2 separate regions of the Mus musculus genome follow, and region 1 is linked to region 2. Evidence: chromatin loops called from intact Hi-C (ENCODE). Cell type or tissue: gastrocnemius. All regions are shown on one strand. Links, peaks and the distances in the headings refer to the core of each region. The heading gives the core; the rest is flanking DNA.

What was found. Peaks named below come from ENCODE experiments on the same cell type or tissue, not always from the same donor. Only the 100,000 strongest peaks of a DNase experiment are listed, where the experiment ranks them.
Region 1: it touches region 2 in a loop (5-fold over the local background); 9 of 42 quality-filtered maps call a loop at or near these places.

The regions. Positions count from the first base shown.
Region 1 is chr7:115,475,957-115,478,861 of GRCm38, forward strand. Sox6 (SRY (sex determining region Y)-box 6) reads right to left here. Exons shown (of 16, transcript NM_001025559.3): 16 at 1-1,265. The coding sequence ends at 962. Among named protein-coding and RNA genes, the nearest start is that of Gm51455, 20 kb to the right of the region's middle. In gastrocnemius, for the core only: no CTCF peak of the experiment used is centred there; a DNase peak (open chromatin) is centred at 1,138; H3K4me3 peaks cover 270 bases; H3K27ac peaks cover 2,500 bases.
Region 2 is chr7:116,031,558-116,034,462 of GRCm38, forward strand. The region is part of intron 1 of Sox6 (SRY (sex determining region Y)-box 6); the gene reads right to left. Sox6os (SRY (sex determining region Y)-box 6, opposite strand) reads left to right here and starts at 422. Exons shown (of 2, transcript NR_152104.1): 1 at 422-610; 2 at 763-993. In gastrocnemius, for the core only: a CTCF peak has its summit at 1,548 (motif pointing left); DNase peaks (open chromatin) are centred at 376, 777, 1,224, 1,559 and 1 more place; H3K4me3 peaks cover 2,500 bases; H3K27ac peaks cover 2,500 bases.

The DNA of each region.
Region 1 (2,905 bases), core at 115-2,614, 560 kb before region 2:
TGGACCCTTGACATTCTGGAATGAATAAATTATTTAAGAGAACAATGTGTTAAGGTTGAATGTCAGGGCAAAGGCAAGGTAAGAATGGATGTAGTGAGAGGCGGTCTCAGACAGGGGAGTCCACCGTGTGGTGTCTGGTGTGGTGATTGCTCTGATCTATGTCATCCCACGCCACACACTGATGGCACATCAAGAGGCAAACACAATTGGGTTCACGCACTGTGGCAGCCTTGCTCATTCCTTACAATATCTTGTCTCCAGATTCCTGAGTACTTCACCATTTTCTGGAAAAAAAATGTGGTTTGCTGTTTTATTTTAAGATGTCAAAGATTGTCTAAGACTTTGCAGTGTCTCCTGTAAGACTTTTAAAATAGTTAAGATTCAAAAGTTATGAAAAAAGTTTGGCACATTCAAAGTTGAATTCTACACATTGAAACAAATGGAATTCCGAGGCCTTTTGAACATGTTCTATATGCAGCCGCTCACGCCGTGGACTTGTCCGGTTTCACAATACGAAATCCTCAGTTGTTTTCTAAAGTAATTCAGAATAAAAACACATTCACAACCTGTAGCCGGCACAGCATACCTGAGTGAGAATGTTTAACCCCATCTAAAACAGTAACTTAAACCCTTTGTCAACATCCAAAAGAAAAATAGTAAGACAGAAATGTAAGACTCATAAGACGGCGATGGGCAGAGATAAGTTTCCAAGTCCCGGTGTCTCATATTTAATACGTCTTCACCTAAATAAACAACAACAGTAACGGTAACGACAAAAACTCAAGTTTATGAAAAATCAGGAAAACGTAATCTGTCTCACACGTTACGAAGCAATTAAGACCATTCTGCTGATGTATTGTGGAGCCACAAATGCATGCGGGCTCTTTAAGAACTTTGTTGTTGTTGTTGGGGGAAAGGGAGCGAAATGTCAGAGTGTTTTAATTCAGCAAACAAAAGCTCCTCAGTTGGCACTGACAGGCTCTGGGGCCTCATTCTCGCTGCTATAGTCTGATTTGGGATCATCTTCGTAGTCGTCATAGGCTTCCATTTCATCCTCTCCATTAATCATGTCGTTCCCAGCCAGGCTTGCGCCGTCCATCTTCATACCATACGTGCTCTGGATGACAGGGAGGCTGGGCTCGGGGCTGGCAGAGGTGCTAGAGCAGTCAGATGTCATCTGAGGTGATGGTGTGGTCGTTGCCATAGTAATAGCACCAGGATACACAACACCTGTTCCTGTGGTGATGGGCATCTGAGGCTGTTGCCTGTATAGATCCACAAACAAAATGAAAGAGAGAGGGAAACTCTGTAAGTTCTCACATGAGACCTGGGACTTCCTAACCCACATTTGCCAAACCAGGCCCTCTGTAACATGTTAAGTGGCCAGAAGTGACAAAAAATGTTCTTGGAAGAATCCCTGGACTGTTCCTAAAGCTGTAGCTGGTGGTTAAATAATACAACGCAGCAATTTGCTGACAGTTTCACAACATAAAGGCAGAACTTCAACTTGGCAAATATCACAGAGCTCAGATCACACTTGGCATTGGGTTGGGCACAAATACTGCAGTTAAGACCACAGAGGTCCATCTGAGACCATTTTTAAAAAGAGACGAGAGAGAGCAGCGTTAAAAAAAAATCCTTGAGAGGCATGGGCATGTTGTAATGGTACTCTTAAGTGGGTTGGTGTCGTCTTCAACTTGGTTTGAGAACTATGGATGAAAGAGAAAAATGGGAAAGGGCCTGGCAAGTCCCAAATAGCCCCATTTGGCAAAGGATTCACTCTGCCTCTATTCTAATGTGCCCTTGTTGCTTTAGCTGGACTTTCCAGGCTGGGGTCCTTCCAGAATAATCATCTTGGCTATCACTGAGGCTGAGGATGAAGCTGGGGCTGGAGGACTCAGTAATAAAGAGCAGTGAGCTTTACACCCTAATAATAAGAGACACCAGGCATGCTGCTCCTGCCTCATCCCAGCAGATGCCAAGTTGAGTCACACCAGATCACCTCTTTATGCTGTGTCCCCAGCTCAAACAAACCAGCAGATCTTGTGACAGTCAAGCTCTCCTGTGCAGCAAGAGCTGCCACGGTGTCTCCCCTTTCATTCAGTACACAAGAATTAAAGCTCTATTCAACCCAGATACTATGTCTGAGACGTTATTTATCAGGTGGTCCTCAATGGTTCTGGGCAGCAAATTATAGTCAAGATTCACCCCAAGCATCGCTGTAACTCTTCCTGAGTCGTGATAGTCATGTTTGTAAAATGGGTCAGGGGTGTTCTAGAAGGCCCTTCTGCCTTGTTTTAACCAAGCTTCTAGTCAATGGTCATTTGAACAATTCTTATTAGGCTTCTATGTCAATATGACTTTCTATCCACCTTACTCTCACAGAAAGCCTGCCAGCCTGTCAGGTCGGAGCCACTCCAGCATAGGTGTCATCTCCTTACAGAGGTAAGCAGCCTTAGTTATAGAAGGAGAAAAGCCAGAAGCCTGAAGATGTGGGCTCATACTGCCTTTACTGACCTTCAGTCACCAGAGGGATATCTCCAATTCTTTAAACGTTTACTAACATAACACAAATATTTGTGTGATTATAACTTGTACACACACACACACACACACACAAAAACACATATCTTTGTTCAACAAGCACCTCTGAGATGATATAAGCCAAGGACTCAATAGCACCTGGCTAGCTGGGGCTATGTCAAAAGGAAGCAAGCGATACTGAGAAGTTACATCTATTTGTAGATATATCACATGAAATCCTGCTCCCTCTCAAATTCTAAAAATATATGTTTCAAATTTTTTGAAAGTAAATTAGCACAAATTAAATTTTATGCTAACCTGCCCAGAGCAGGAGGTACTATATTGCATTTATAACTGACTATGGATAATTATAGCATACATA
Region 2 (2,905 bases), core at 293-2,792:
AGTCGCTGCCGATAACTGGTCATTCACACAAACAAACATTTTCAAACTTGGTCAGAGTCAGACAAGCTTAAATAAAACTCATAATACGCCGGAAACGACCACCTTTTATCTATCCGAACACACCAATTCTTTTTATCTTAAAGCTGCGCGGACCCGGAGCCAGTCTGTCCTCCGCAGAGCCCGGCCGTTCCTTTGCATTTGCAGCAGTTCAGCCCCAGCAGCCTTTGCACAAACCCGGGTCCTTCTTCGTACTGCCCTTTAAGGGAGAAAGCCGAAAGCAGCTCCCCCGGGGCAGGCGAGCCTCGCCAACACCGCCTCCCGCCCAGGGCCCAGCCGGTGCTCCGAACATCGGCCCGCAGCGGGCAGCCAGTAGCGGGCCGGGCAGAGAGCCTAGAGGGACGAAGGTTGCGGGTCAGGCTCTGAGCCGAGGGTGCCGGCTGAAGCGCAGAGGACCTGGAAGCCGAACCCGCGCGAGCCTTACGGGGCTGTCCCTCGCCCACGCCGTCAGCGGGCCAGCCTGCGCAGCAAGCGTGCTGAGCAAAAAGGACCACCGTTGGGTTGCAAACTGCCTTGGAGTTCGGTTTGTGTACTGCTGAGAGGACCATTAAAAGTAAAGTGCAATAGTGGAGGGAGCAAGGGGAACTGGAACTCGAGCGTCCCGGGAAAGTCGTGGGAAGCCCCGGTGGTGGAGGGCGAGGAGGGAGCGCGCGGCTTCTAGCCACCCGGGTTTTCTTTAATCCTCCGGGTAAATTTCACCCCTAGCGCGGAGAGCTACGAAGATCCTGGAGTCCCGCCCGCCCTAGGCCAGCGTCAACCCCACAACTAGCCAACGATCCCAGTCCGAAATGGGGGAGGTTCAGAAGCCCTGCGGGTCCTCCCGGCCCCTGAGCCACAGCCTGGCTAACACTGACGCCTCTTAGAACTGCGGCGGCGCAGTCACACGGCAAATCGACACTTTTCAAGAAAACAAAATATTCATTCTCTAACAAAACTAACTTCGCATTGAGTTTCTATTGGGGGAGAGGGGTTAACTCGGCCCTAAAGGAAGCCCGTTTTGTCCAGGTTAGATTTTGTCTACTTATGGATCAGCCGTTGGGTGAGGGTTTAATTTATGGCTTATGCATTCTTTTAAGGTCGATTTACATGACCTCCGGCTACAACTAAGATTGCCGAAGAGGGCACTCCAGTCGTCAGTCGGCCAAACCCACAATTACAACAGCCCTCCCCCACCTTCTGTGGCTCAGACTCCCCTGGCAATCTAAACTGTTCTCTCTCTCTCTCTCTCTCTCTCTCTCTCTCTCTCCCTCTCCCCCCTCTCCCCCCTCTCCCCTCTCCCCTCTTCCCCCTCTCCCCTCTCTCCCCTCTCTCCCTCTCCCCATCCTTTCCTCCTCCACCTTTCTCTTGTTTCTTCTTTTTTATGACTTTACTTTTTGATATTATGAATAACATAAAATATCACTTTGAAAGTTTCGCTAAAACTTTCTCAAAACCCAAGCAAGCATGCCGCGATGAAAGATCCAGTGTTCACAAAGCCCTCAAGATGTTGCCCTCTTGTGGGTACAAAGGGCATTGCCATCCAAGAGCCCCATCTGAACCCTAAGCTGGAGAATAGAAAGAGCGAGGGAAAGGGAGAGAGGGGAGGAAGAGGAGAGAGAGGGGAGGGGGAGGGAGAAGGAGAGAGAGAGAGAGAGAGAGAGAGAGAGAGAGAGAGAGAGAGAGAGAGAGAGAGAGAGAGAGAGAGAGAGAAACACTAACACAACACAGTAGGCACACCAACTTCTTCCATCCCACACTTGTGCGAACTTCCATGAAATACCTACCTCGAACTTTACGGAGACTTAACAATTCACTCTCTAAGCCACCTGACTTCTTTTTCATCTCATTCCCACTTCTATAGATTATCTACTTGGGGAGGCGAAGGTGGAGGAATTAGGTGGGCCAAGAGGGCAGACAGATTTCCGGACGAATACTTGCGATGGCGATAACACTTCTGCTGTCAAAGGTGGCTTTGGCTGTCTCTCCCTGCCCTTTTGCCTCGGTGTCCTACGCACAGTTATCTGCGGCTACAACATGTGTTTTCTCGGAGTGATTTGGGGAAGGGGTGGGGGCAAGAAAACCAGAAACCCGCCACGCAGATCTGTCACCGCCTCCGGAGTAAGGCACAACTCTCCGAGAGAGGCAGGCATCCTGAGGAACAGGGTGTCCACAGCAAGGGAGCGGCGCCGGGCCCCTTTCTCTACCTCGACTCGCCCGCTTGCCTGCCCGCCGGCGAGCACCCTCCTCCCAGTCCCCTCCCGGCCAGCCGCGGCTCTGCCAAAGGCTGCGCTCGACTGCCTCGCGTCCCTCCGCTGTCCCACCCCAGCCGCCGTCCCCGTACAGAGAAACTAACCCCAGAGGTGCCGGGAAGGGCAGGAGTGGGAGGCGCTGAGGCCAGTGCCCAGCCTAACGCGGGGCTCCTGTCCCCTGCCCCCTACGGCGCCCCAACAGGTAGCTATGACTGCTGCTCTCTCACTCAGCCTCCCTCGCTCTCTTAATTCGCTCGCTCCGTCCCGGTTACCTGGGCGGGCTCCAGGATGGTACCTCTCGGGAGGGTTCCTTGTGCGCTGCGCCGCGGGAGTAAAAGACATTAAAGAAAAAGGGAAAGATACAAATTTTAAAAATTAAAGAAAGGGGAGTCGGTGCTAAGTCAATTAGCTGAGCCTGGGGAGCAAGGGAGCAGGTCCCCAGCGCTGCGGCCCCGGCCCGCCGCCCGTTAACTCAAGTCTGCGGGGGTGTCCTGTCCCGGGCCCTGGGGGGAGCGCTGAGCGCACAAGTTTGCTGCCGGGGTGCCAGGAGGTGCACGCGGAGCCGGGTGACAGGGGGCTTTCCCCCTTGAAACAAGTGAAGGCGATGGTTAGTGCTGTCA